Regions from separate parts of the Mus musculus genome. Here regions 1, 2, 3, 5, 6 and 7 are each linked to region 4. Evidence: chromatin loops called from intact Hi-C (ENCODE). Cell type or tissue: left cerebral cortex. All regions are shown on one strand.

Region 1 (4,000 bases), 340 kb before region 4:
GCTTATTCGGCAGTCATTTGGTTCAGTGCTGTGTGTTCCCATCTAGTCCCTACCAACTCCATCAGCACCATTATTTTCTTCACTTCCCAGATGTAGAAATGAAACTTAGTGATATTATAAAAGTTCTTTGGACACATAGTTGTTATGTGTTATGAGAAAGGACTTAAAAATGAGCCAGTTCAGCCAGGGTGGTGGTGGTGGTGGTGGCACACCACACTTTTAAATCCAGCACACACGAGGCAGAGGCAGGAGGTCAGGGCCAGGTTGGTCTACAGAGGGAGTGCCAGGACAGGCAGGGCTACACAGAGTAATTCTGTCTTTAAAAAACAAAAACCAAACCAACACAAAATGAAATCAAAGTCAGTAGTTAAGAGCACATGACTGGTCCAGAGTGCCTGAGTTCAATTCTCTCAGGAAGCTCCAACCACCTGTAACTTCAGCTCCAGGAATTTTAGATAGTCTCTGGCCCCCTGGCCTCTGTAGGCAGAAGCTACACACATACACATTTTTTAAAAATCTATTGCCTTTGGGGAAAAAAACCAAGTTGATAACAATAGGCCTTTCCTCTCTTCAAAGCTTTAGACTATATATATATGTATATATATATATATGTGTGTGTGTGTGTGTATACATACATATATATGTGTGTGTGTATATATGTGTATATATATATATATATATATACATATATATAGTTTTATTTATATGAGTACACTGTCCCTCTCCTCAGACACACCAGAAGAGAGCATCAGATCCCATTACAAATGGTTGTGAGCCACCATGTAGTTGCTGGGAATTGAACTCAGGACCTCTGGAAGAACAGCCAGCATTCTTAACTGTTGAGCCATCTCTCCAGCCCTGGACCTATATTTTTTGATACTAGGGAAAACATATAGAAAATGTAAACTAGATCATTTCTCTTGCTCAAAACACTCTTCTATACTTCGTATAGAACCCAAATCCTGGGCTTCTAGCCCCACCGTGGAAAAACATCACACTACTTTATAGCTTTGCCTTGTAATGTAAGGGGTAATGTTAGTCACCTGTGCAATACTTTAGCAAGTACTTAGTTCATCTTTTCCTATACAGATCTATTTTACAGTTCACCAAGTTCTTGTGAACTTTCCTGGGTTCATGACATCCCTCCCCACCTTCCACAACCTTTTACAGTGCTTCTCATCATACAGATGACAAGCAGACTCAAAGCCTGAGACATAACTTCTAAATAGGTAACAAGAAGCTAGTGGGCATGTTTTATAAGGAAGGGCGACAGGACAGGTGCTTTTGATGATTAATCTGTCAGTGGCCTATAAACTGGGCTTGCCGAAACTAGAGAAATACTAGTTTGACTACTGGCATTAAAAACAAATTCTAAGGCTATGGTAGTTTACAGAGGAGTGTTTGGCAGTGGAGGGACGGAAGGAGGAAAAGACGGGAAGAAGGGTGATAGGCCTAGGCAAAATCATTAGCAGTCCCTTCACCATTTATGCAGAACTTAATGGTAAATAATAGTAAACACACACTTGAGCCTCCTCCCACCCTCTTCCTCGCGGAACCACACTGCAAATTCTTGGCCCGGAGATTGCTTTGTAGCCCAGACTGACCCCCAATTTCACAATCTGCTGCCTCAGCCTCCCAGGTGCTAGGATTATAGGCCTGCACCACCCTAGCCAGCCCTCGGCAGTGTTTCCTTCTTGACTTCATCCCGCCCACAGCATCGCGACCTGGGCCGGAGTCTCCTTTCTCCAGTTTGTTCCTGTTTGGAAGCCGCCTAGCTGGGTAGTAGGGTCAGGATGGAGAGAGCACTTAGAGACCGAGGTTTGGAACTTTCGGAACTTTAGCTAGGTGATCTTTATCGCTCTCTGGAAGATCAAGACCTCTTTCCGTTTCTCCCATTAATCTTAAAGACTGGGAGCCGGGCTCCCGATCCACGCTGCCAACCCGCTCCCACTGCCGCGGGGCGCTGCTACATTCCGCTCGCCGGCAGGGAGTGGGGATGGGGGGGGGGGGAAAACGTGCCGGTGACGTCACTTCCGGCGTGCAGACGCTAAGTCCGGCGTGCCGGCGTCTGCGTCAGCAGAGAGCGGGGCTGGGGGCACCCGGTTTGAAGTGGTGCGGGTCAGAGCGGCGCCGCCTCCGCCCGTGTGTGGGACCCTGGTCGCTGCGGAGACGAGCTCCGGTGGCCGGCACATGCCGGAAGGCCCGTGCGGGCCGCTCCACGCCGCGCCGCCTGCCGCCCTGCGCCCGGCGGCCTGGGCCTGCGCCGCTCTGCTCGGGAAACGAACGCCGGAGCGGCGCGGCGTGTAGCTCCCTGAGAGTTCCGAACCGCCGGCGCCGGCCATGGCGGTCTCCAGGTGGGTGTCGCCGCCCGTCAGCTAACGGGGAGCGCGCGCGGGCGGGCGGGCGAGGCTGTCGGTCGGCTCCCGGCGCGACGGTGCGGGGCGTGAGCGCTGCTTCTCGTTCGCTCGCCCAGACTTCCGAGGCTTCCCTCGGCTGGCAGGCGCTTTGGGCTCGGGTTACCCGGAGAAGTCGGCTCACGAAGCGCTTTTTCTCCTGGTTAAATGTGACTCGGCGCGTTCGATCTGGCTTTTTTTTTTTTTTCTTTTTTCCTTTTTTCTTTTTTCTTCACCACGTTGCTCCTCTTTGGTTTCTCTTCCCTCTTTGAATTTCTAGGCGAGTTTCTTTTCTTTTTCTTTCGTAGTATCAAAGTCTGTTCCCAAACCACCATTTCACGGCAAAACTTGGTAGTAACTGTCGATGGAGGCGGGGGTTGAAACACTGTTATCTAAGAGACCATCTGGTTATGCTAAATTTTAAAAAAAATTTACAGCGTAACGGGTATAGTCTTGCTCACTTTTTTCTTGAGGTCTAATTCCTCCTTTTTGTTAAGCAGTAAGTATTCTGTCAATCAGCGTGTGGTCTTAAGCAGATGACTATTTTAGCATCTTTCCCCAAGCGTTATCACAGATCTTAAATTATTGTAAAATTTTGCCCACGTGGAAGAGTCTGGGAAAATTATGGAAAGACGTATAAACATTTAACTTGTGTAGCTTCTGATGATAGAATGAGTTGAAAACTTGGAAATGATTTTGGTGTCCCGCTGACGTTTAAGTCGTCGGGATGGTCTCTCCGTGTTTAGTCATTAAGAGTTACCAAAGTCCTTTAGGGATGATGAGATAATGAGAATTGAGTCCTTTCACCAAATGGACTGAGGGAGATAAATGACGAAAATAAACAGCTTTCACTAATTTTTCGAAATTAGTTGAACACATTCCTTTATGCACACTCTTATAAGGAAGGAGTAACCCAAGTCACACACTCCCTAGGTAACTGATGAAATAGTGTGTGGGAGAATCCCATGGGAGCTGAGTGAAGGGAGTTGCTAGGTACTGGTAGTAGGGACAGCTAATTTTTATTTCATAAGCAGACTTAGTGGGAGAAAGACTCTTATTTCAGCACCTATGAAACTGCTTTAAGAGAATACAAGTGGCATTTATTTCTGCAAGTACAGATAGATTTATCTTATAATTTATCTTCCATGTAAATGCATAAATATATACACCAGAAATATGTTGGTACATGAGCATGAGATTTAAAGTCTCTTTTCTGTCTTCTCTTTCTTCTTTGAGACAAGGGGCTCATGTAGCCCAGGCTAGCCTCGAACTCAGAAGGAGCTTTGGTTCTGGGATTAGAGATGTGGTGTTACCTGGCCTTCTCAGGGTTTTTTAATTTAAGGGAATTAGTACTTCCTTTCGTGAAGTAGGTTTATATTTGTACAATGTTGGAAAGCGTTATAGAGGCAAAATGATAGTGCTTTAAAAAAATTGATCTTTTTCGCTTAGCACTAATCTATAGATCCAACTTTTGAAAGAAAGAGTGGGCTTTAAAGGCTTTTGGTCCTCATGATCTGCTTTCAAAGAGAACTGCTGTTTGTTGTTCCTGTTTTTTTTTTTTTTTTTTTAAAACTCACTGCCATAATTAAAGCCAGCCACATTTTATA
Region 2 (4,000 bases), 220 kb before region 4:
ACCAGAGAGGGAAGCAAGAGTAATGTAGCTGTGGGAAGCATACAGTTCTCATGAACTCCATTTTGTGGTGACTATACTTCTGAAGTTGAATCTGAACCCATCATGGTTCCCTGGATCGGCTCCTGATTCTTTAGAGATAAGAAAAAACCTTTAGTTCACCAGAAAGGAAGTCTTGCTGATTCTCCCCACTCCCATCTGCCTTGGGGTTCTGTTCCTCGTGTTTAGTTGCTGTTCAAAGCCAGCCTGAAGGGCAGTGTCTAAGACTGGAACACCGAGAACCAAGTAGGGCGGCAGAGGAATGAGGATCCCCGTGACCCGGAAGTCCACTTTTTCTCTTTGGAGATAACACATAAAACGGGCAGGAACAAGGCATGAAGCCCCTCAGGACGACAAGGCAATCCTGGCTTCTGGAAGGAAGGAGCATGAACATTCTGGGCTTCCCATAATCTTTATGCTAGTTCACGAGGGGTCAAGAGGAGGCATGTTCAGACCTTTACTCTGTCAGATGAACCCCAAAACATTTTTAGATGGATGGCATTGAAGCACTCAGTCAGAAAGGGAACTTTAATTTCACTAAATCAAACTGGTGCCAAATTGCTCCTTTAACTAGCCGCCCTCCCAGATCTTCCCTGGATAAAACAGTTTTCATCAGCACAGAAAGCCTGGAGCTGAAGCACAGAAACAAGAAAGACTTGACACGCTACTTGAATAATGGCTCCTACTTTCTAAAATGCCAAGTCTACTGCTTATAGCCTCTCAAGGTCATCATAAATGTGAATGGTGAATGAGCCGGCTCCAAGCACACAGCTGAGAACACAGTGACACCTGACTGCTTCGTTTTGTTTCCTCCCTGCTTGTAAATCTTTGCTTTGAATTAAGCTGGCTTCCTCTCTGCTCTATAAACATCAGTTCATCCTAGCCTAACTTTGGCTTTCTGCTGGCTCAGTCTGTAGTGGATATGACAATGTCTGACAGGATCTGTAGACAAAAGGTTTGTTTGGGAAGAAGAGGTGGAACACATACCAGCATTACAAAGTCCTTGGCTTTACAAGCACTTCAAACCTGGAGTTTATTTGGTCACTTCAGACTGAACTTGGGACTGGATGAGAAACGTCTACTGCTGAGAAACTTGATATTCAGCACTTTTGGTCATCTACCACCTCACAGAACAGAAAGGGATATGGTGACAAGTCAGAATGCGATGCCATCCCCAGCTCAGGTGAACTGCCAGAACATTTGTGCAGAATGTCTGCACCACATGAACGTGAGACACATTGAGATGTAGACTCTCTCCAGCATTTATCTGGACATAGAAGCCATCATACGGCATTGGGGGTAGGGAGAAGAAAACTTCAAGATCTGCCATGGACTATTAGCAGGGTGAAAAAGAAAGGAAAGGGGAGAATGGTCAGAGCAATAGTCAACGAAGAACAAAGAAGCCATAATAGAGACGCCGTAATAGAGACACCATAAAAGGCTCTTGGAGCTCAAGGCAGCAGCCTCTCCAGACGCCGCCGCTCTGCAAGGCCAAGTCTGATCAATGCTGGAAGAAGTCATCAAGTGAAGAGCATGGTTTGAAAGAAGAGATTCCAAAGCTTAGTTACTTTAGTGGTCCCCAAATCAGACACCTAAATCAAGAAGACGGAATGAAAGAAGCGCACATGCGAATGAAGTCGAGAGCATTGGGGAGCGAGATGGTTCAGTCTCCTCCACTTGGTCCCTTCACAACCCTCAGCCTGACACTGACTTACTGTCTGAGTGAAGAGGTGTGCAGGCGTGTGTGTACTGGAGATGAGATGTCCTAATGCCGTAGGGCTTTTCCTGAATGGGCATTCAGGAAAAGATGTTACTCCTATCACATGGCCAAAGGTCAGCATATGGTTGTCTCTGTAGCCAGCAGAAAAGCAAACTGCTTAGTTCTTTTGTAGACTCTAAAGAATATGCAAACTTTAGCCACATGGGGGCAGGATGGATCTACCTACAGCTTTCTTCCCCCTCAAGGTGAAAGGCATCCAGATCTAAGAAACACCAGATTTGGAGCAGTCACTCTTAGCTTGCTGCTGTTACTCATAGGAGTAATAGAAAGGGGGCAAGAGATGAGAGTGATGTGCACTGACCTCTACCTACAACTGATGGATGAGAAATCTCATCCAGATATGCTCTTCATTGGGTTTCTCCATGCTCAGGTTAGTTTCGATAGGCCTGTGACTTCCCTTACCAACCTGACCTGGGTATGACGGTTCACACCTGGCAGGAGGATTATGAGTTTGGTGACACACAGTCACCAGAGTAAGAACTGTCTCAAAATAAATAAATAAATTAAAAAATAAATAAAATTTTAAAAAGATAAAAAGATTTTGTCAAAGAGTAGGAATATTTAATTAGATGGATACCCTCAGCCCATTCAGGACAGTACTTGCTTCTTAGAGGACTTTCTATTAGGATGGATACAGGCTAACTTTAGGAAACCGATCAGTGATCACAGTCCCTATCTCACAATGTCAAAAGTAAAGCAAACAAGAACCTCAAAGGAGCTAAAGGAATAGTGTAGGTGGGGCATTCCAATCACTCTGACGTGTTAAAGGACAGGTTTCGGCCAAGGATAAAGTGAAATTTATCCCAACAGCCAAAGCCTGACCTACTGAGTGAGGCCCAGGGAAGGACTTTAGAATACTTTGTAAAGAAAGCACTCATCGCCTGGAGAGTGGCTTGGGGTTAGGAGCACTGACTGCTTGTGCAGAGGACCCGGGTCTGCTTTCCCAGCATCCATGTCACATGACTGAAGCACCTGTGCCTCCAGCTCGGCCCTCGGCCCCCACAGGCACCCGTGAGCATGTGCTGCTCAAAAACTCTGGCAGGCACAATAAACAAATAAACAAACAACAAACCTTTTAAAAAGTCCAATATTTCAAGACCAAATTTCAAAATCTTAAAGAATATATATGACTCAGTCTTCGACTGTCAATATGTCTCTTGTGTTCTGCTCTGAAAACTTTGGTTTCCTATATAAAATTTCCTGTTTAACACAACAGTGAGATACTCACTCAGTTCAGGATGGCACACCCTGGCTTATCTATTAAACAGTGGGCTTCCTATCCACCTAGCTACCAGCTGCCCTCTAGAAGTACTGTCAAGTGTGCTGAGGGACACTTCCAGAAGACCGAGTGACTAGATCTCTGTTATATAGCCACCAAAACAAACCAATTAAGACAAAAATAGCTAACTTAAAAAAGAAAAGAAATCCAAGAAAAAAGAAAAGAAATTCAATCCTAATTATAGGTATATTCTCTAGGCAAAGAACACAAATCTTATTTCTGATTAGATACCTGGATATAATTCTTTTTAAAATACTTCCCCCGCCCTGCACTCCGAGAAGGCTTGTTTGAGCTTACTATGCAGCTAAGGATAATACTGAGCTCTTGCTCCTCCTGCCTTCTTCCAAACACAGGGATTGCAGAGATGTCATTCTTGCCTGATCCTAGAGCTTGCAGCATCCTGCTGATATTTAACACTGGGTACAATGTAGCTTATAAGCTGCGCTTCTAGTGACTTAAAGACAAGGCCTGACTAGTTAAAAGCTAGTGGTACTTTTTATGATTGTGGGGCATTGTTTTTAGACAGCTTCACTGAGACAAGTTGGCCTGGAACTCTGGAGGCCCACCGTCTTCTGATTAGGGTTCCAGGTGTGTGTCTCCATGTCCAGTTTCAGGACTTTTAAAGATTCTCATGTAGAAAGAGTGCAGGGGTCAAACCTTAAAACAACTTCCACTGCATTGTAGTCACTGCAGTGTACAGCAGTGACTGTCCAACTGTAAAATCCATGTGCAGTGAAAGATATCAGTGAGGGTTCCTGTCCTTCTCCAGCCTCGCACAGCGACAGTCACAAGGGATGCGAGTGCTTCTTGGCACCCACCTGTTCACGTCACCTCTTTGTGCAAACACCCATCTAACTCAGATCAAAAGGCTGCGTCATGTTTCAGCCTCCTTGTTCCCAGTGAGG
Region 3 (4,000 bases), 51 kb before region 4:
ACATAAATAAATAACCTTTAAAATCATTCAGCCTGAGCCTTTGGATGGAAGTGCAAGGTTTGAAGGTTCGTGGAGCCACACCCAGCTCCGCTGAATCCAAATCACTGCCTGTAGCAAAGTTATGTTTGTAATGTCGTGACGCAAAACTGATTACTCCTTTTTGAGTAGCCTAATATGTTTACCTAAAATTTTTGGTTTGATTTTTGTCACTTAAATTTGAAATGCAAAAACTTAAATTTACCTAGGATATTAGGATGTTTCTGTCTTTGTAAGAATCTTTGTTATTTAAGAGAATTCACAATAAGCTTCTTTATAATTTAAAAAAAAAAAAAGCTTTTCTAGTACCCTTTAAATTATTAGATTTCTAAAAGTTGGTGTTGATTCAAAGCTTCGGTTGCCATCCATCATGTAATGGATGTACTGTTGAAAGTGCCGGACCCACCGAGCCATTGAAAATTGAATGACGTGGAGTGGGGAGCAGGGGTGTCGTTTAGTGGCAGAACACATGCTTGCCATGCGTGGGATCCTGAGTTTAATCATCAGTCAGTGCTGAATGCTAACACGTCATGTCTAAAGTCCTGAACCTTTGTGTCCTTAGGTAACTGGTACTGAGCATTTATTCATGCTTTCTCTTTCCGATTAGGACAGGAGTTTTTAAGGGCCTCCAACACTCCAAAGCTCTTTGTGTTGTAACCTGGTGCTATTTTTCCTAAAATTATAATCCCCTACCCCCATCCCCTGGTCATGAGACAACTTCACCAAGTTCCTGATTAGCACACAGAATTGGGGATTTACCATTCAGAGGATTTCGGAAAAAAATTTTTTAACAAAATACTTGCCTTAGATAATCTTTTGTTCGTAGAAATATCTCCTCTGGCTACCATTTTATCATAATGGTATGTTTGATACTAAGTATTTATTTCTTCCTTCCAAATATTAATACTAATCTTAGACTGGTCTCTCAGGAGTAATGAAAGATTTGGGTGAAATAAAATTAAGATAAAAGACAAGACAAGAATTATGTCAGGAAATATCTAGATCTAAGTAAATCAGCCCATTCCTTAATTTTTCTAGACATGTGTTTTACCTATAACCCAAGGGATAGTCACAAAATTTCCAAAAGAAAGTATAAGGATTTGGGGATTTTGTAAAATTTAAAAATTCACACCAGATAATTAATCAGGAAAGTTTAGCATATTTTCTATAGTTTATCAGAAAAACAATTCAGACATCTAGGCTATTGTCCATAGTCTAATAAATAAAAGTAATTGTGGCCTGCCTTTTAAGAATTCTTTTCACCCAAATACATATGACTTATATAAATTATATCACTGAACTACCAATAGTTTCATTTACTATATACATACCTTAAGAGAGAATTCAGTTAAACAAATACTTGGGGATAATAAGAATTTGAAATATATCAGTAAGTAAATCAGACCTTTCCCTTTTTGAGTCTGTTTCAAAGCAGGTCTCTTCTGTAAATATAGTTTTAAACTCTGCGGCTGGCCATTTTTCAGTAAAACATTAGTTACAAAAATAGCTGTTGGATTTGGCCAAGGGCCAGTGGTTCTCCAACCATTGTTCTAATACTGAAAATAGATAAGGAAAGTATGTTCTGCCATGAAACTGCTTTAGGAAAAACAGAAATACCACGAAGAAGAAAGTATGGTGTGGTAGGAATTGTCAGAGGGAACTTTATTGAAGTAAAGACAGAATCAGCAAAGGAAACTGAAAATTGAGTAATGAAATGTTCTGGATAGAGAAAAACCCAACCATATGTCAGAAAGAAAATATGTCATATGTAGCTGATAGTATAAATAAATGGGACTGAGATTAGACCACTGAATTTAGATAAGTGGAGGTTGTCAGTGATACCAAGGAATAGCTTGGGTGGAATAGATTCATGGAAAAATTAGATAATTATTCAAATACTTTACTCAGAGGAAGCAAGGAAAGGGAATAGTAGGACAAAAAGGATCAAAAGGTTTTAGTAGGCTGAAGCCTTTAGTCCCAGCACTGGGCAGGTAACGCAGGCCAACCTTTGTGAGTTCAAGGGCAGTCTGATCTACTCAGTAAGATCTTATCTCTAAAGACTTTAAGGGGGTTGGTGAAAAAATTCAGCAGATAAGGACGTTTGCCCCAGCCTGCCCATCCTTGGACCACCTGGTAACGGGAGAAGCCCAGCTCCTCAAGTGTCCCCTGCCCTCCTTGGAGCACTGCCTACCCCAAACAGTGTAATAACATTTCTATCATGTTTGTCTGAGAGAAATAAGCTGTGCAGGATGGGAATGGTGGAGGAGAATGGGAAGAGAACAACTGGAGCGCTGACCTGAGTTAGTGAGGAGGAGATAAGTGTGCTTTACAAGTGAGTGACTGGGTTTTGAGATGTGCACTGTTGATCGTGGAGCTGTGCAGAGGAGGAACTTTAGATCTTGTGGTTCATAACAAAATTCAAAATCGGAGCTTTTATTATATAACCATGGTTTCTAGCTTCCAGTGCCGTCATCGGGATCTTAAAAAGCTCACTAAGATGAAATTTGTTGTGTCTTCTGAGGAAGTGATAAATCTAGCTGTAGATTGAGATTAGATGATACATACAGTACCGATAGCATGGCACTTGGTGTCCTGCAAGACAAATGCTGGTAGAGGTTATAAAGTTAGAAAGCACTAAATTAAGCTTACTCTATCTCTTTGGCCCCCAAAGATACCTTATTGGGTTTTGGGGGGAGGGTTGGTTTGGTTTTTCAGGTTTTTTAATTTAGTTATACTAAATTATTAACTTTACCTGCTCACTGCCTCCCTCCCCAATACTTTATTATTTTAAATGTTAAGTTATAGCTTGCAAATGATGAGTAGCAACATTGGAACCAGAAGGCCTTCAGCGTCTCTCCTCATGCTATCTTTACTTCAGTGCCATCTCTCTGTTTACAGTGGCTGGCTCTAGAAGCCAGTAGGGAGTTTTGATCAGGGGCTTCAACGGATACATTTTTTTCCCCTTGTATGTTTAGTTATTCCATCATCAAATTACTATGCTAGTTTCTTTGTACAATGATGGTAACTGCTTTTGTTTCTAGCATTGTTTAGATTGAAGGCCCCAAGAAAGCAAGTGATAGAGAGTTCATACATTTCTAAGAAAATGTCTAAAGTAACAGTTTGTGTATAAAGTTATTCAGTAAATACAGTACCTTAGCCAACAAGTTACATATACATCTGGTTAAATGCAGATGTTCAGTTCCTTGGTTTTATTTTGAACAAATCTAAGACACTTTTTCTTCTCTGGAAAATTCCAGAGCTAAATTAAATTGGACTTAATTGCAAGTAAAATACCTCCAAAAATAGTAAGCATTTAATTGAGAATTGGCACATGTAGCTGTTGAAATATTATAAATACTGGCATCATAATTTTGTTTGTTGGTTTGGTTTGGTTTAGTTTTTTTGAGACAGGGTTTCTCTGTGTAGCCCTGGCTGTCCTGGAACTCACTCTGTAGACCAGGCTGGCCTCAAACTCAGAAATCCGCCTGCCTCTGCCTCCCAAGTGCTGGGATTAAAGGCGTGCGCCACCACTGCCCGGCCATAATTTTTTTTTAAAGCTTGTTAGAAGCCAGGCGTGGTGGCACATATGTAATTCCAGTTTCAGAAGGCCCAACACACACACACAAACATACATGCACACACACACCTATGACTAAAGAAGTCTAAAAGTACCTGTTGTTTAACAACTAATTTTAGATCATCTAACTTCATACAAATGTTTTAGCTATAGAAAATATTGAAGTCATTTTAAAGCCCTACCTTATGTTGAAACTTTTCTCTTTATATTGTAGGTCCAGTGGTTTATGTCTTGGATCTTGCAGATAGACTGATCTCAAAAGCTTGCCCTTTTGCTGCAGCAGGAATAATGGTTGGATCTATCTATTGGACAGCCGTGACTTATGGAGCAGTGACAGTGATGCAGGTTCACCATTCTCTATTCAGTGACACTACTTTTGATGTGAAG
Region 4 (4,000 bases):
TCCTTAACCGTGGTTGTTAGGCGCGAGGACCCACAGCTTCGTGGCTGTCCTGGGCTTCTCTGACCTCAGCTCCAGCTTCGAGGGACTCCGGGCTGACCCAGAGTTTGCCAGAGCTGCAGGAGGTGTTGGATCACTCAGAGAAGATGTTTGTGCAAAGCGAAAGTCTACTGAAAACTGCTCAACAAGGCACTGGACGCTATGGTCAAAGTGCACACGGTATTGCCAAACATCAAGAGTTTTGAAGAAGAGCCAACAACAGTTTTGAGCAATTTGGGTGAAGGAGGGCGTTCTTTCTGACTGGACATGTGACCCTTGCCCCTAGTTCCGGGCTGCTGTTCTGTGGATCCAACTCTTGTTTGTAAATCAGCCTCAGAGGCTGAAGATGTCTGTCTGCCTCCCAGAGGATGGGCGACTTCAGGGATAGGACTCAAAGAGAGCAAGCTCCGAGCTTCCAGGCACAGAGCCAGCTGGTGCAAGGAAAACGACCAGGGGCAAAAAGGAGCACCACACAAAACAAACGCAGTCTATTGTCCAAAAAGACCTACAGTCATTAATATGATCAAGCTGAACAGCAGGGAGTCAAAATAGCCAAGGGAACAGAAAACCATTTAACAAAAACACAAAAAAGGCTCAATCCATTAGCGCTCAATACTCCAGCAACGCACCAGACAGTAATCGACCTATCAGAGAGAAAATGCACAAAGCCAAGTGGAACCTAGCCAGTCCTAGCCGGTGCCGTTAGTCATCTGGATCTGTTGACATTTGAAGAACACTCATCCGACAAGTATGGGTGAACATCACTCTCAAATTCAGATAAAATATTCGCTGAGGTTACATTCCAGACTGAAAACCACACTTAAACAAGCTTAAAAACAAAAGCCCTAGAAAATAGGCGTCGGCATCTGGCATGATAACACTCACCTCTCATCCCAGCACTCAGGACTGTGAGCTAGAAGCTTGGCCTCTAGCAAGCCACTATCTGGAAGCAAACAAATGCATGATCTTGGAGTTGAGTGAAATTAAACTAAGAATAGTGGAAACATTGCCGGGAAACCTCTAAATATTTGACAAATGCACGCTATATTTCTAAACTGGTGACACATGCTGTTAGACCCAAATACTTGCCAGCAGAGGTAGGAGGATTTTTTTTTTTTTTGAGTCCACAAAGTCCAAGGTCATACTAGACTAGGCTTACCATCTTAGAATTGCAAAAAACAAAAGGCACATCACCACCCAAAACAAACCAAAATGAATTTATTTCTAAATGTCACATAGGTCAAAGATGTCTCAAGAGAAACCTGAATATTTTTTTTTTAAGATTTATTTATTTATTATATGTAAGTACACTGTAGCTGTCTTCAGACACTCCAGAAGAGGGCGTCAGATCTTGTTACAGATGGCTGTGAGCCACCATGTGGTTGCTGGGATTTGAACTCTGGACCTTCGGAAGAACAGTTGGGTGCTCTTACCCACTGAGCCATCTCACCAGCCCGAAACCTGAATATTTTAAACTGAATGAAAATATAATGTATTCAAATGTGTGTGTGATACAACAAAAACAGAGTTGGGGTGGGGCAGATCTGCAACACTGAATAGCACATGTAAGAAAACAGTGGCCAGTGTAGGTGCCTGCAGCCTTGGCACTTAGGAAGAAAAATGATGAAAAATATCTGTAGATACAAGCGATGTAATTAGGTGAATAAGATACATTTGTAGTACTAATTTTTCCAAATTAGTTTTAAAATCAGTTCCTGGCGTTTTCTCCAATGATGACAAGAATTCTTTGGAGGGGAAACAACAGGACCAAGAATAATCTCACCTACCTTCTTTTTGGACAGGGTCTAGCTGTGTAGCCCCAGCTAAGCCTAAAACTTGCCATCCTCCTGTCTCAACCTCCTAAGTTCTGGGATTACAGGTGTGCACGCCTGGCTCTTGTCACATTTTTTGCTGATTTCTATATTACATAAATGGGAGTTGGCGGTGACATCAGGTTTTGTGTGGAACAGTCTCACTGAGAAGTGCTTTGTCTCCGCCTCGTGGTCAGGACTGGCTTTGCACTGTCAGCAGCACCCTTCCGCAGGCTAGTTCAATCAGAATGGCTAGAATAGCATCAGAATATGATCTAAATAAAACTCAACGAAGTTCTTATCATACAGATCAAAGTGTGGATACTTCGATTCTTCTTAGAAGGTGGAACAAAAAACCCGTGGAAGGAGTTACAGAGACTGAAGGATAGGCCATCCAGAGACTGTCCCACCTGGGGATCCATCCCATATACAACCACCAAACTCAGACACTATTGTGGATGCCAACACGAGCTTGCTGACAGGAGCCTGATATAGCTGTCTCCTGAGAGGCTCTGCCAGCGCCTGACATATACAGAAGTGGATGCTCACAGCTATCCCTGGGACTAAACCACCAACCAAAGAAAACACACGGTGGGACTCATGGCTCCAGCTGCATATGTAACAGAGGATGGCCTAGTCAGTCATCAATGGGAGGAGAGGCCCTTGGTCCTGTGAAGGTTCTATGCCCCAGTATAGGGGAATGCCAGAGCCAGGAAGCAGGAGTCTGTGGGTTGGGGAGCAGGGGGTGGAGGAAGGGGATAGGGGATTTTCGGAGGGGAAACAATGAAAGGGGATAACATTTGAAATGTGAATAAAGAAAATAATCTAAAAAAAAAAAAAAACCCAAACAACAACAAAAAACCCTCAAAGAAAAAGGTGGGCATGGTGGCAGACTCCTTTAATCCCAGCACTTCGGAGGCAGAGACAAAGCAAATCTGTGTGAGTTCAAGGCTAGCCTAGAATAAACAGTGTGACCCTGTCTTTTAAAAAAGGCTGGCAAGATGGAAGATGGTACAGCTAGTAACTCACTTGCTGCCAAGTCCAAGGACCTGTGCTCATTCCCTGAGGTCCACTTGGTAGAAAGAGAACCACCCGCTTATTATCCTGCCCTCCACATTGGTGGTGTGGCACGGGCACCTCTCACCCGCCCCCCTCCACCTCAAAACACTCACACACTTTTTATTTTTATTTTTTTAAAGCCAGGAGTGGTACGGCTTAGCTGGCCAGCGGACCCCAGGGCAATGAAGGATGCTGTTTTATAACACAAGGTGCAAAGCACCTGAGGAGTGACACCAGAAGACTCTGACACTCCCATGAACACACACATCATTTTAAAATATTAAAGTAAAAAAAAAATAACTTCCCAATTGATCAGTGTTCTACAGCAGAGATGCCGAGATGATGGTCTCACAGTTGGAATAGATGCCAGCGCCTCCCCCCAGCCTCCATGAAGCAGTGTGCTACATATCCATACCCTTGGAGCTCATGTTTCTGATTCCCCAGTGTTGGGATCATAGGCATGCACGGCCAGACCTAGTTGGGGACAATTTTTTTTTTAAGTTTATGTAAGTACACTGTCGCTGTCCTCAGACACACCAGAAGAGGGCACCGAATCCCATTACAGATGGTTATGAAGTCACCACGTGGTTGCTGGGAATTGAACTCTCAGGACCTCTGGAAGAGCAGTCAGTGCTCTTAACCACTGAGCCATCTCTCCAGCCCAGGGACAAACTCTTAAGACTTGTATTTCTCATCTCAAACGCATACAGACTTCTCAAAGACACATCCATGAGAACTTTAAGTGTATGCTAACCACTGAGGACCCCAAATAAGTGAACGCAAACTTTTTTTTGGAACATACTTCTTGGCCACATGGTAGCACAGGACTATAATCTGAGTACCAGAAAGGTGGAGGGGAGAGGGTCAGGAGGGCAGCCTGAATTCCAGGTCAGCCCTCATAAGCAAGTCTATATCTCATCTTGTCCCCACCCTTTTAGAGAAAGGGTCTAGCCTCACTGAATAGTCCTGGCTAGTTAGGAATTTCCTATGTAGACAGGTTGGCCTCAAACTCAGAGGTCTCCCTGTCTCTACCTATGTTGGGCCTAAATCACCACACCAACTCCATCTGCTTTTAAACAAACCAGAGTCTTGCT
Region 5 (4,000 bases), 430 kb before region 4:
CACAGATACCAGGATTGGTGCTATATGATTGTGCACCACCTTGTAGCTGCTGGGAATTGAACTCAGGTCCTAAGTAAAACAGTGCCCTGAACCACTAGACCATCTCTCCAGTCCCAATGTTTAGTTTTGTAAGGAACTACCAAGTGTTTCCTGTAATAATACACATTTTATGATCACATTAAGAGTGCCAAAACGATTCTAATTTGTCCATCTCACCAACATTTGTTGTTTGCTGTTTGTTTGCTTTTAGAACAGCCATCCTAATATGGTTTCTTTGTTAACTTCATTTCTCTAGTAATCAAGTGTTTTAAAAACAAGTTAGGCTGGGCTGTGGTGTTGTACGCCTTTAATCCCAGCACTTGGGAGGCAGAGGCAGACAGATTTCTGAGTTCAAGGCCAGCCTGGTCTACAGAGTGAGTTCCAGGACAGCCAGGGCTACACAGAGAAACCCTGTCTCGAAAAAGAAAAAAAGAAAAAAACAAAAACAGTTAGGGTTGAGGAGATAGATCAGTGAGTAAGTGATGCTGTATGATGTTGTTTAGATACACATATTGGGAGGAAATACATAAGCAGAAATCACTAAATAAAAAATTATAAAAATTGGGAATATATTTGGCAAGTCGATGAAATGAAGAAAAATGAGACAATCATAGTAGTAAGGTTCTAATCCTTAGGTATATTCATGAATAGTTATTTAGTAATAGGGATCAATTTAAATTTACACTAAGTAGTCTAAGAACATAATGGAATAAACATATAAGAAGGTACATTTACTAAAATGCTCAAGAAGTGTCCCTGCTTTTCTCCCACAGAAGTGAGTCAACGCTCCCTAACAAAAACTGGATTTCCTGAAAAACAGGTTAAGTAATTCACAGGGGAAATGCTTGTCAGCGTGCCAAAAGTCAGCACTTTCTTGCAAGCAAAATCTCTGTATTCCTTTCTTTCGGGTTCCTGAAACAAGATGTCACTACTACCTTAAACACAGCTAACATTCTTTCCAGGCTCCGCCCAACAGTTACCTGGCAACAGCCAGGTAGGCCTGGCTGTTTGTCCCCCTTCTCTCTCAGACTCTTCTCCTAACCCCTTTCTCCCTCTCTCCCATCCCCCCTCCCCCGTCTCTCTCCACGTGTTCCTGGCCGGCCTCTCTTCTTTTTCTCTCTTCCTCTGTCCTTCTCTGCCTCTACTCTCTTCTCTACTCCCCTTCCCATGCCCTAAATAAACTCGATTCTACACTACACCCGTATGGCTGGTACCTCAGGGGTAAGAAAGGGATGTTTCAGCATGGGCCTGCCCAGGAATCCTTCCCACCTTACCAGACCTGGCTCTACAAAACACATCCTTGTTGTTGTTGTTTTTTTTTTTTTAATAAAACACAATAAACACGAAAATGAATTGTGCACTTGTATTCTTTGATCAGAGAGAGAGAGAGAGAAACTTCGGAAAACTTTGATGTGTATGCTTTGTATCAGCACCTCGACCACATCCGGTGCAATGCTGATTTATGTATAGATCCTCGTCAGCGCTGAGCTAATAATTTACTATGGGAAGCGGAGCTAATCACAGCCACCCCACCCCCCAATTGTTGCTTTAGAATTGAGATGAACTTTCTTCGCTTTCTTGATTTATCTGGGGGCCGCTCATCCAAACTTCTCAGTAAGCGTAACGGATTCATTTCTGAGAAAACGCTTATAAGAAAAACAAAAGCAGATGCGGAGAGTTAAGGGAAGAGACACTGTAAAGAAGGCAGGAGGGGGAAGGGGTGAGAAATCTCCCAGGGGGAAGGTACGGAAGCAACACTGCAGAGATTTTCACGCTAAAACTTGCACAAGAAAATGCATAATCAGAACAAAACTTCCCAAGATTCGTCTTCGGTGTCTGAGCAATGAAACTCGTCTCGAGAAGTGTAGGCTTTAATAAAAGAAAAGGCAGCAAGACCTCTCGTTTTTAGCAGAGGCTCTGTAAAGATGGCGGTGGGCCGAAGCCCCTTCTCTTTCCGCAGCCAAAGGCTCTCCCTGCACATTTCCCACAAACCCCTCCGCGCGGCCCCGCTTGCCCAAACTGGCCCGGCCGGAGAGCAGCCACTGCGCACGCGCGAGCCGACGTCACGCGCGCTCCCAGGACCCGACCGAGCTGGCAGGAGTGGTCTCGGCCGCTTCCGCCGTCGCGTCGCTTCGGGGCTCGGCGAGCGGGTTCGCGCTGCCTCCACCGCGGTGGGGCAGCCGGGGCTCACGGAGCCGAGCCGGGGGCGCGCGGCGACGCGGCCATGGGACCGTGCCGACTCTGGTGACAGCGGGGAGCGGAGCGGCCCGGGCCCTGAGCGCGTCTCCTGCGGGGGGCCTCGCCCTCCTGCTCGCGGGGCCCGGGCTCCTGCTGCCTTTGCTGGCGCTGCTGCTGGCGGCGGCGGCGGCGGCCCGGATCATGTCTGGCCGCCGCTGCGCCGGCGGGGGCGCGGCCTGCGCGAGCGCCGGGGCCGAGGCCGTGGAGCCGTCCGCCCGCGAGCTGTTCGAGGCTTGCCGCAACGGGGACGTGGAGCGAGTCAAGAGGCTGGTGACGCCCGAGAAGGTGAACAGCCGCGACACGGCGGGCAGGAAGTCCACCCCGCTCCACTTCGCCGCAGGTAAACGCGGGCCCCGCGGCGCCTCCCGCACGCCCCACCTGCAGGCTCGGGCTTGCAGGCCGCAAGCCGCGCGGCGCTGCCCTGTCTCCGACCTTTCCCCAGGACTCTCACCCTGGCCGCCCGCCCTCCTCTCTCGGGGCTCGTGATGAGGGTGGGGTGAGCGTGCTCTCGGGAAGTTGTTTTTGAGGTTATGGGGTTTTTTGTTTGTTTGTTTGTTTGTTTGTGTGCTGGGAGGGGGGAAGCTTTGTTTTGTTTTACTGTATCAACAATACCTGCCCCGACTTCCGGTCTTATTACCCCGGAGGGCCTCTGCACACAAGAAAGGCTTAGTAGACCTTGTGATTTGAAAGAGTAATTATCTCCAAAAAATGGACCCATGTTTGCAAGTTTCATCGACACTCTTAGTAACCCCTTAAGTTCTAGCGGCCGTCATAAACTGAAATTTTAATTTAGGAGTTATTTTATTAGCTATTGGCTCATTAGAGTTAATTGGATTAGGTTTCTGGAGAGACTAAAACCGGAAATGGGCATGTTTGGGAGACCTGAGATCTACTTAGGTTGTGTGTGGGTGGCCTCTGCCTTACTCCCGCACAAGTCGGGATGGAAAGTGAGCTGAGAGACAAGATAGGACACGCACTTGAGCTTGGATCTAGGATTTTGAGTCATCCTGAGATTTATTGTAGATAGTTTGGAGTTACTTTTAACTACTGGGTTCTCTTTGTGGTACCAGCGTGTTGAAGTTTGCTTGTTGAGGTATTTATTTGAAAAGGCCAGGGATGGGAACCAACTTAATGATTATTCATGTTAAGGACAGTTTGTAACTTTTTAACCTCATAATCAAATAAGATCCTCTTAGCCTGGTAACATTTGATACAGTGTGCATCAGAATTGTTTAGCAGTTCTTTATATTTAAAAAAAAATTTTAGTTTCTTGTGTTCCTTAGGGGCAAAAATGGTAGACAAAAGAGTATAAAAAAAGATTTATTGTTTGTTTGTTTACAGGCATTGATTTTACAGTTCTTCCAATTGTAGGTCTGTTTGCTTTGACCTGTCCCTATTTTAAAATGTATGTACTGTCAGAAATCATGCCTCCTTAATTGATTGCCGGTTTGGGAGCAAGGGAAAAGTTTGGGAAAACCACAATTGGGCAGAAGAGAAATTTGCCTGTGGGCACTGAGAAGTGAGAGCATGAAGCCAAATCTCTGTTAGCAGTGTTGCCTTGCTTCAGCTAGTTTGAATTGTCTTGCTTGACCATTTAGCCAACCTATTTGGCAAATGGTCACAACCAAGTGCTAGATAATCCAAAGGGGTAATGTTACTTAGATTATGTACGCTTGATAAAAATAGCCAAGGTCGATCTTAGTTGCCACCTTTCAAGAATTTA
Region 6 (4,000 bases), 58 kb before region 4:
TTTATTTATTTATTTAGCCTAGGCTACTCTGGAATTCATTATACAGACCAGGTAATCCTTCTGTCTCAGTCTTCCAAGTCTGGAATTATAGGCCTGAGAAACCACTCCAGGCTCAAATTTAAAGAAACATTTTCATTTAAAGAAATAGCAAACGTTTTGTAGAAGTTTAAAAAAAAAAAACAAAAAACCAAAAAACCGTAGGCACAACCAACGGAAAACTAGCAAAACATCCCACCAATCACAGCGCTAAACAATGCCACAGGTCGTCCAAATTACGCATCGGTTTAAGTCAACAACAGCTCGTTTCCCCCCTCCAAAGCTATCCCTTCCGGCGTCAGAGAAGACAGAGGCGTGATTTGTCACTTCTTCCCTTTTTGATCCCTCGGCCGGGATCCACCTGCTTAGAAGTGTCAAGGAGCCTTAGGAATGGTTAACGGTGACCAGCTGCGGAAAGAAACAAACACTCCTGACAACCCACAGCTGAGCAAGCAAGGGCTGTTTATTCAGCAGCGTGTCCCCTTTGGAGGCTGCCCGCAAGCCCTCGAAGGCTGGGCGACAGCACCAGAACCGAGAAGGTTCCTGGACAGGCAAAGTGGTTGCTCGCGTCCCACCCCCCATGCTCTCCTATGTCCCCAACACACACACAGAGGCGCCGGTGCGAACAGTCGGGTTACCCACACGCCCCTCCAGAGCAGCCCCGCACTAAGCCACTTGTCCCTCCCCGAAGATGGGCTCTGACGCGGCCGAGGCTGACCCGAGCGCCCGGCCTCGCGCCGCCGCGGCCCGGCGTACTTGACCCGGCCCAGAAACTGGCCCTCCACGCCGCCACCCCTCACCTGGCTCTGTCCCACCTGAGCGCGAGAGCTGAGGGGACAAGACGCGGAGAAGGGGCGCTGACCTTGTTGCTACTGACAGCGGAGCGCCACATGCTGCCGCTTCCCGGACAGCGGCCCGAAGGACATTTTTTTTTCCCCCTGGAGGAAGGAAACGGGAGGGCGCCGGCCCGGCGGCGGCGGGCACGGCGGCGGGGGTCCCGGCGGGCTGTGCAGCCTCTAGCGGGGACGGTCCGAGGACTACATCTCCCAGGCTGCTCCGAGCCGCCCCTGCGTCGTGACCCCGGCGCGCACGGAGGCGGCGACTCTTACCTCACAGAGGTAGCTCCTCCGCCGGCAGCAGCTCGGCGCCCCGGCGGTCCATGGACCGGAACCCTGGGCGGACCGGCAGGAACCCGGGCCGCGACCGCCGCCTCCCGGCCCCAGGCTCCTCCTCCTCACTCCCCGCCGCCCTCTGCGGTCGCCCGCCGGCCGCGCAGCGCCACCGCGGGCCTCTGGGAGCCACGCCGGGAGGCTGTGTGGCGGGTCCGCGGCCGCCGCGGGACTGAGGCCTACTCCGCCGCCTCTCAGTGCTATTGTCCCGGGGCCTGGCCCTGAGCGGGGCTGCGGGCGAGGGCCGAGCTCGCCGGCTCCGCGGAAGATGCCGGACCAAGCCCTTCAACAGATGCTGGACAGGTAGGAGCAACGTGGGGCCGGGAACTGCCGGCCTTCGTCCTGGGCCTGCCCATGCTGGCCTCGAGGCCCCGAGAGCGGGGATCCTGGCGTCCGCCGAGAGTTCCACGGCCCGGAGGCCGGGAAAAGGGCTCTGAGTTTGGAGGTGGCACTGGGGAGAAGAGCGGGCGAGAGGTCAGGGTCGTAGACTTTGAAACTTAGTTAAAGGAGGGAGGTCTACTTTGGCCGCCAGCCTGTTTGGGTTTTTTTTTTTTGGTTGTTGTTTTGTTTTGTTTTTTGAGGTGAAGAGGCGCTATTGTTAACCCATAGTATTAGTTTCTATTTCTCCCCCTCCTCCCCGGACAATGTAGTAAAGGGGTTGACAGCGACGCCACTGGGAAGTACCCGATTGTCATTCTGGAGACTGGTCCCTTGCACTTTCACAATGCAAGGATAGGCATTCCTTCTTTTAAAGCCTGGGTTTCGTTTCTCTTTCCAACTCCCCCACCACCCTCCCCCAATCCCATCCCTACCCCCAAACCGTAAGGTCAGAATATCCACAAGGGAGCCTTAACGGTCGGTCACACTAGAGTAGAGGTTATGGAAAACAGCCACAAGCATGCAACATTGAACACGTAGCACACTTGACGATCGCTAAGTTCCCAGACACGTTTGGGCTTGTACTGGGACCAGTTGCCCATTCCTGGGGTCTCCAGCCACTAAAACTCTTTGAGAAAGTCTACAGCACTGCCCTCTGCCGTTTAAATTCCAGCCAGTGAGTTTTTGGAAACTAAATTAAATCCACCTTTTCACCAAGGCAGCTGCTTGCTGTTCTGACCAATTGGTCGATCTAATTCATAATGTTTGAGGTTGCTTGCAACTCTAAATAGACTAACTGGCCACCCACTTCAGCAGGTGATGCTCTCAATGCACTTAAGATTCAGCTTTGAAACTTATTAAATGAAGGCCCTCTCTTGATTGAGGTTATAGCCATTAACTACTGGGGCTGGGAGGTGGGCATCAAAGATCCATCAGGGAAGGCAAGAAGTTACACCCTCATATTTTATGACAGGATTTAGCCTAAATCTCTGGTACTTAGCAGCTATTCTGCTACAACTAATGAACTTGTCCGTTTCTCCAGTTGTCTAGAAGTCTGGTCACTTCTCAAGTTTTCCTTTCATTATAATTTATCATACTTGACTAGATGTGTCATACTAAGTATGCCCAGAGAGATTACTGCCTGCCACATCGATTCCAGTTATATGAGACGCAATCCTTGTATTGCGTAGTTAATCATTTGCTCTGATGACATCCCACTTTCACTTTTCCGTGACGACACTTAGAAAAATTCTTCTGTCTAGATGTTGTCTTGGCTTTTCATGTATTCTTCAGAGGTTTTCATAAAAGCCAGTGAGTGCTCATGAAACATTTACAGAAACTTGGGAATTCTGGCTATCCTTTTTAGAATGTACATAACTTAGTCGTTTCCTCTCCCATCACCCTAGCTCACCTCCATCCTCTACCTACCGTTTTCTTCCCAAGTCCTTTCCCATTCCGAGTCCCATCACCCCCTCGTTTCTGTGTGTGTGTGTGCGTGTGTGTGTGTGTGTGTGTGTTCCATTAAATTTAATTAGGATTGTTTGCATAAGCATGGGTCCAGGTTATTTACAAGAGCATGGGCGTGTTATTAGCACAACACTAAATTTACTCCCTCCTCCTCTAGTAGCAGTATCCAAAGTTCAGGGTAGGCCTGGAGTTTTGAGTCCCTCCTCTATCCCTGATGCAATAGTGTGTAGATCTTACACAGATAACCACAGGTACGGTAGGTGTGTAAGCACAAGGCCAGAAGACCAAATGCACAGCGCTCCTCGTCTCACAACTCTTACATTCTTTCTGCCCCCATCCAACTGTTCCTGCCTCTGCCATACTCTGTTTATCCAGTGCCATGCATGCTAGATAAACACTGGTACAACTGAACCACATTCCCATTCCTTACTTTAACACTGATAATGATTCTGGTATATGTAGCCCTACTTGTCTACTTACGCCCTCTACTGGTGTGTCTGAGGTCAGCTACTGTGTACTTATGTATAATACTAAATCTTTGGTCCGAAGCAAGTGGGGCCGACCAGAGCAAGCAGAGATCCTAAAAATTCAATTCCCAACAACCACATGAAGGCTCACAACCATCTGTATAGCTATAGTGTAAGCACATACATTAAATAAATAAATAAATCTTTAAAAAAAAAAGGACCTCTTGAACTTGGAAAGAAATTGTTGTGATGTCCTTTTTCTTCCTATAGCTATCCTTTACCATTAAGAAAACGGAGTCGGCTTTTTAAAAATTGGTTTCCTCAGTTGAAAATTGAATGGTCTGAGAATATGGCTCAGAACATTCTGCCTAGAATGTTTGTAATCCTGGCCTGAAGGGTAGGGGAACTATATATGAAAACACTAGCACTTTGTTTTTCTAAGTTCAAGAGGTCTTAATAAGCAGAAGATACTTGAAACTGTGC
Region 7 (4,000 bases), 450 kb before region 4:
TGCCTGGCTCTATCCCAGAATTCTTTGTCTCCCGGATGTCCCACCTTCTATTCTATCCTTTCCTATAGGCCAAAAGGTTTTTTTTTTTTTTTCATTGACAGGTGATGCAAATGATTATATAAATTTTCAAGAGATAAATGCTTCATTCTGTCAAGAAAGAAATGCGCAGTACAGGAGGTATATTTTAACCCTGTGACCAAGGCTGCTGAGGTGCTTCCTTCATTGGGGACACGCTTGTCTTGTAGGCCTGCTGTCCGGAGTTCAGGCTCAGGGACCCTTGCAAAGGCAGAAGGCCTCTTCAAAGTTACCCTCAGGCTCAACAAGTAGGCCGAATTGCATAAGCCATAATGAGCACATTATACGTGATCATAATAAGAATACTAATAAACGGGGCCTAGCAAACACAGAAGTGGATGCTCACAGTCAGCTATTGGATAGATCACAGGGCTCCCAATGGAGGAGCTAGAGAAAGTACCCAAGGAGCTAAAGGGATCTGCAACCCTATAGGTGGAACAACATTATGAACTAACCAGTACCCCAGAGCTCTTGACTCTAGCTGCATATGTATCAAAAGATGGCCTAGTCAGTCATCACTGGAAAGAGAGGCTCATTGGACTTGCAAACTTTATATGCCCCAGTACAGGGGAACGCCAGGGCCAAAAAGTGGGAGTGGGTGGGTAGGGGAGTGGGTGGGAGGGTATGGGGGACTTTTGGGATAGCATTGGAAATGTAAATGAGCTAAATACCTAATAAAAAATATTAAAAAAAGAATACTAATAAATTAAAAATGCAATCAAACTCTGTAGCATAACATCAAAATTCTTTCTTAGAGCTACACACAGCCAGATGTTTGGAGTGTCACCATCTGCCCTGACAGAGCAGGATGTGCTGCCCAGGGGCGAATCTCTCCTAAATTTCTGGATTCACATTCAAGCCAAAAGCCCCAAACTATTAAAGCTTATCAAAACGTGTGCCCCTTTCATTTTTTTAGGAACAAAACCCAGGATTTTGTAAATTCAAGGTGAGGGTTCTACCACTAAAAGCTGCAGCCCCCCCCCCACCGCCGCCCCATTTCTGACGACCCATAATTGTGAATTAGTTCTAATTTAGAAAGAAATCTTTTTTGTTTTTGTTTTTTCGAGACAGGGTTTCTCTGTATAGCCCTAGCTGTCCTGGAACTCACTCTGTAGACCAGGCTGGCCTCGAACCCAGAAATCCACCTGCCTCTGCCTCCAAGTGCTGGGATCAAAGGCGTGCTCCACCATGCCTGGCTTAAAAAGAAAATTTTTAAAACTGCATATAAAATCTGACCTAGCTCAAGCACTCATAACCAAACCGACTGTCATATTATTTATCATTTTAGTAGCCTTTGTTATTAAACTGCTAATAAAGTTTTAAGTGTAAAGTTGAAGTTCATGCATTCTAAAACCCAGTGATTGAAAGAGAACCTCAGCAGCTAAACGTTAGTGGCAGCCGCCTAAAACAGCAGTTCTCAACCTGTGGGTCGCAACCCCTTGGGAGTCAAATCGCTCTCTCACAGGGGTCACCAAAGACCATCAGAAAACACATCATGATTCATAACAATAGCCAAACTACAGTTATGAAGTAGCAATGGAAATAATGTTATGGTTGGAGTCACCACGGCATGAAGAACCGCATTAAAGGGTCACCGCATTAGGAAGGTTGAGAACCACTGGCCTAGAACACCATGGGTTCAACCACTACCACTGCAATGTAAACAAGCTGCTCGGAAAACCCATCTACCTCAGTGCAGACTCAAAGCAACGCTTGCGTTTGCTGTTCTCTAATCTAAAGGCTCTCTCTCTACTCCCTGAAACGGGGAATAAAGGCCAATGCCCGCACCACACCGCACCGCACCACCCCAACTCGCCCTGCACCGACCGGGACTCGATCACCGATCACCGTACCAGACTCTACCCGCCCCGCCCCACCTCGCCCCTCCCCAGTCCCCAGTTCCTCTCACCACTTTCAGATCCAGACATAAGATAAGCAGTATCTGAATGTGGATTTTGTTTTGTTGTCTGGGTTTGGGGGCTTTTGTTTACTGCTTTGGGGGTCGGGGCTTATATTATTTAGTACTAGAGACTGAACCGAAGGTCTCGCACGTGCTAGGCGACCACTTTTCTGCTGAGCTACATCCCCAAGTCCTTCTTTTCATTGTTTTTTTTTTTTTTGTTTTGTTCGGACAAGGTGTAGCTGTCTGGCCTACCATTCACTATACAGGCCAGGCCGGCCCTGAATTCACAGAGACGTCCTTCCTCTGCCTCCCGAGTGCTATATAGAGTTTTATACAGGCCACCATACCCAGCCCAGCCATTTTCTTTAACAGCCTTAAATCAGCATCGCAGTTTGCGCTTGGGCTGAGCATTCAAATTTTTTATTTGCTGATCCTGAAATATTTGTAGACCTATTTCCACTAGGTGGCTGTCTTCACCAAGAAGTGTCAGCGCTATGCTGGCTTCTGGTAATTTGAAACCTTACATTTTATAGAGGTAGGCGTATGCGCAGTGGTTTAATAGACGTTCTCACGCAAGTATCAACCTGTGCTTCTCTTTTACGCCTTCACACTGGGTGGAAAAGGAAATATGTTTAAATGTGCCCTCAAAATAGGAAAGAAAAAAAAAATAGAAAAGAGATGTTTTGTTTGAAATTGAAACTATTTGTAAATGTACTTTTTAATTGATGTGTGTGTATATGTTTGTGTATGTGTGTGTTTGTGTATGTACGTGTATGTATGTATTTGTATCTGTGTGTGTATTGTGTGTGGATGTATGTATTTGTGTATTTGTCTGTGTGTGCCTACATGCTCCATGCACACGTGGGTGCCCTTGGAGGCTATAAGAGAGTGTCAGACCCCTGGAGCTGGCATTACTGGCAGTTATAAGCTGCCTGACAAAGGTGTAGGGAACTGAATCTGGGTCCTTGGCAAGAACATAAAGTGCTCTTAACTGTTGAGCCCTCTCAGCCGGGCACGCCTTTAATCCCAGCACTCTGGAAGCAGAGGCAGGCGGATTTCTGAGTTTGAGGCCAGCCTGGTCTACAAAGTAAGTTCCAAGACAGCCAGGGCTAAGGGCTACACAGAGAAACCCTGTCTCGAAAAAAAAAAAAAAAAAAACTGTCTCTCCAGCCCCTGAAATCAATCCATCTTTCTTTTTTCTTTCTGTTTTAGATTTGTTTATTTAATGTATAGAAGTATTTTTTGTGCAAGTACATATGTGCCCACATGCATGTCTGGTACCCATGGAGGTCAGGAAAGGATATGAATCACCTTATAAAGTACATGGATACTGGGAACCAAACCTAAGTCAACAAGTTCCCTCCACTGCCAAACCATCTTTCCAGTCCCCTGAAATTTTTCATAAAGAAATGTAAAGTGGGGGCTGAAGGGGTTGGAGAAATGGCTCAGCAATTAAAGACTGCTTGTTGCTCTGGTACCCATGTCAGGAGGCCCCCCAACTGCCTATAACCCCAGCTCCGGGGAATCTCGCACCTTCTTCAAGTCTCTGTGGGCACACACATACACGTGAAGTCTCTGTGGGCACACACATACACGTGGTATATACACACATGCACACACACAAAATAAGTGAATGAATAAAATGAGAACATAATTTAAAATAATTCTTTAAAAGTTTTAAAGAGAAGGTTGAAGAGATGGCTCAGCAGTTAAGAGCACTGTCTGCTCTTCCAGAGGTCCTGAGTTCAATTCCTGGCAACTACATGGTGACTCACAACCATCTGTAATGGGATCTGATGGCTTCTTCTGGTGTGCCTGAAGACAGCTACAGTGTACTCATATACATAAAATAAATAAATACATAAATATATACATACATAAATAAAAATTTTTAACGAAAGAAATGTGACGTATCTAATCTATCCACTCTTGGACAGATTCCCAAAGGACTGGAAGTCCACAACATACTTGCACACCGTGTTTACAACTGCAATATTCACAACATCCAGGAAGTGGACAAAG

The links. Peaks named below come from ENCODE experiments on the same cell type or tissue, not always from the same donor. Only the 100,000 strongest peaks of a DNase experiment are listed, where the experiment ranks them.
Region 1: it touches region 4 in a loop (3-fold over the local background); 3 of 42 quality-filtered maps call a loop at or near these places.
Region 2: it touches region 4 in a loop (5-fold over the local background); 32 of 42 quality-filtered maps call a loop at or near these places.
Region 3: a loop joins it to region 4, with 3 times the contacts of the local background. A loop is called at or near these places in 5 of 42 quality-filtered maps.
Region 5: a loop joins it to region 4, with 2.3 times the contacts of the local background. A loop is called at or near these places in 2 of 42 quality-filtered maps.
Region 6: it touches region 4 in a loop (2.9-fold over the local background); 4 of 42 quality-filtered maps call a loop at or near these places.
Region 7: it touches region 4 in a loop (4-fold over the local background); 4 of 42 quality-filtered maps call a loop at or near these places.

Annotation. Positions count from the first base shown.
Region 1 is chr19:36,924,048-36,928,047 of GRCm38, forward strand. It overlaps Btaf1 (B-TFIID TATA-box binding protein associated factor 1), which reads left to right and starts at 2,032. Exons shown (of 38, transcript NM_001080706.1): 1 at 2,032-2,354. The coding sequence starts at 2,341. In left cerebral cortex, CTCF peaks have their summits at 1,957 and 2,190; DNase peaks (open chromatin) are centred at 2,037, 2,344 and 2,750; H3K4me3 peaks cover 2,834 bases; H3K27ac peaks cover 1,565 bases.
Region 2 is chr19:37,048,921-37,052,920 of GRCm38, forward strand. The region is part of intron 9 of Cpeb3 (cytoplasmic polyadenylation element binding protein 3); the gene reads right to left. Among named protein-coding and RNA genes, the nearest start is that of A330032B11Rik, 120 kb to the right of the region's middle. In left cerebral cortex, a CTCF peak has its summit at 1,959 (motif pointing right); a DNase peak (open chromatin) is centred at 1,958.
Region 3 is chr19:37,213,356-37,217,355 of GRCm38, forward strand. Marchf5 (membrane associated ring-CH-type finger 5) reads left to right here. Exons shown (of 6, transcript NM_027314.3): 3 at 3,828-3,958. Among named protein-coding and RNA genes, the nearest start is that of Marchf5, 7.8 kb to the left of the region's middle. In left cerebral cortex, no CTCF peak of the experiment used is centred here; no DNase peak of the experiment used is centred here.
Region 4 is chr19:37,263,930-37,267,929 of GRCm38, forward strand. It overlaps 4931408D14Rik (RIKEN cDNA 4931408D14 gene), which reads right to left and starts at 166. Exons shown (of 3, transcript NR_040299.1): 1 at 1-166. In left cerebral cortex, CTCF peaks have their summits at 2,050 and 3,430 (motif pointing right); DNase peaks (open chromatin) are centred at 733, 1,640 and 2,021; H3K27ac peaks cover 1,165 bases.
Region 5 is chr19:36,832,120-36,836,119 of GRCm38, forward strand. It overlaps Tnks2 (tankyrase, TRF1-interacting ankyrin-related ADP-ribose polymerase 2), which reads left to right and starts at 2,113. Exons shown (of 27, transcript NM_001163635.1): 1 at 2,113-2,617. The coding sequence starts at 2,419. In left cerebral cortex, no CTCF peak of the experiment used is centred here; DNase peaks (open chromatin) are centred at 2,076, 2,911 and 3,203; H3K4me3 peaks cover 2,803 bases; H3K27ac peaks cover 2,089 bases.
Region 6 is chr19:37,206,397-37,210,396 of GRCm38, forward strand. Cpeb3 (cytoplasmic polyadenylation element binding protein 3) reads right to left here and starts at 1,075. Exons shown (of 11, transcript NM_001290827.1): 1 at 899-1,075. It overlaps Marchf5 (membrane associated ring-CH-type finger 5), which reads left to right and starts at 1,149. Exons shown (of 6, transcript NM_027314.3): 1 at 1,149-1,508. The coding sequence starts at 1,474. In left cerebral cortex, CTCF peaks have their summits at 1,022, 1,254, 2,237 (motif pointing left) and 3,538 (motif pointing left); DNase peaks (open chromatin) are centred at 405, 574, 1,129, 1,922 and 2 more places; H3K4me3 peaks cover 2,741 bases; H3K27ac peaks cover 2,382 bases.
Region 7 is chr19:36,813,695-36,817,694 of GRCm38, forward strand. No RefSeq gene overlaps it. Among named protein-coding and RNA genes, the nearest start is that of Tnks2, 19 kb to the right of the region's middle. In left cerebral cortex, a CTCF peak has its summit at 2,442 (motif pointing right); a DNase peak (open chromatin) is centred at 2,433; H3K4me3 peaks cover 263 bases.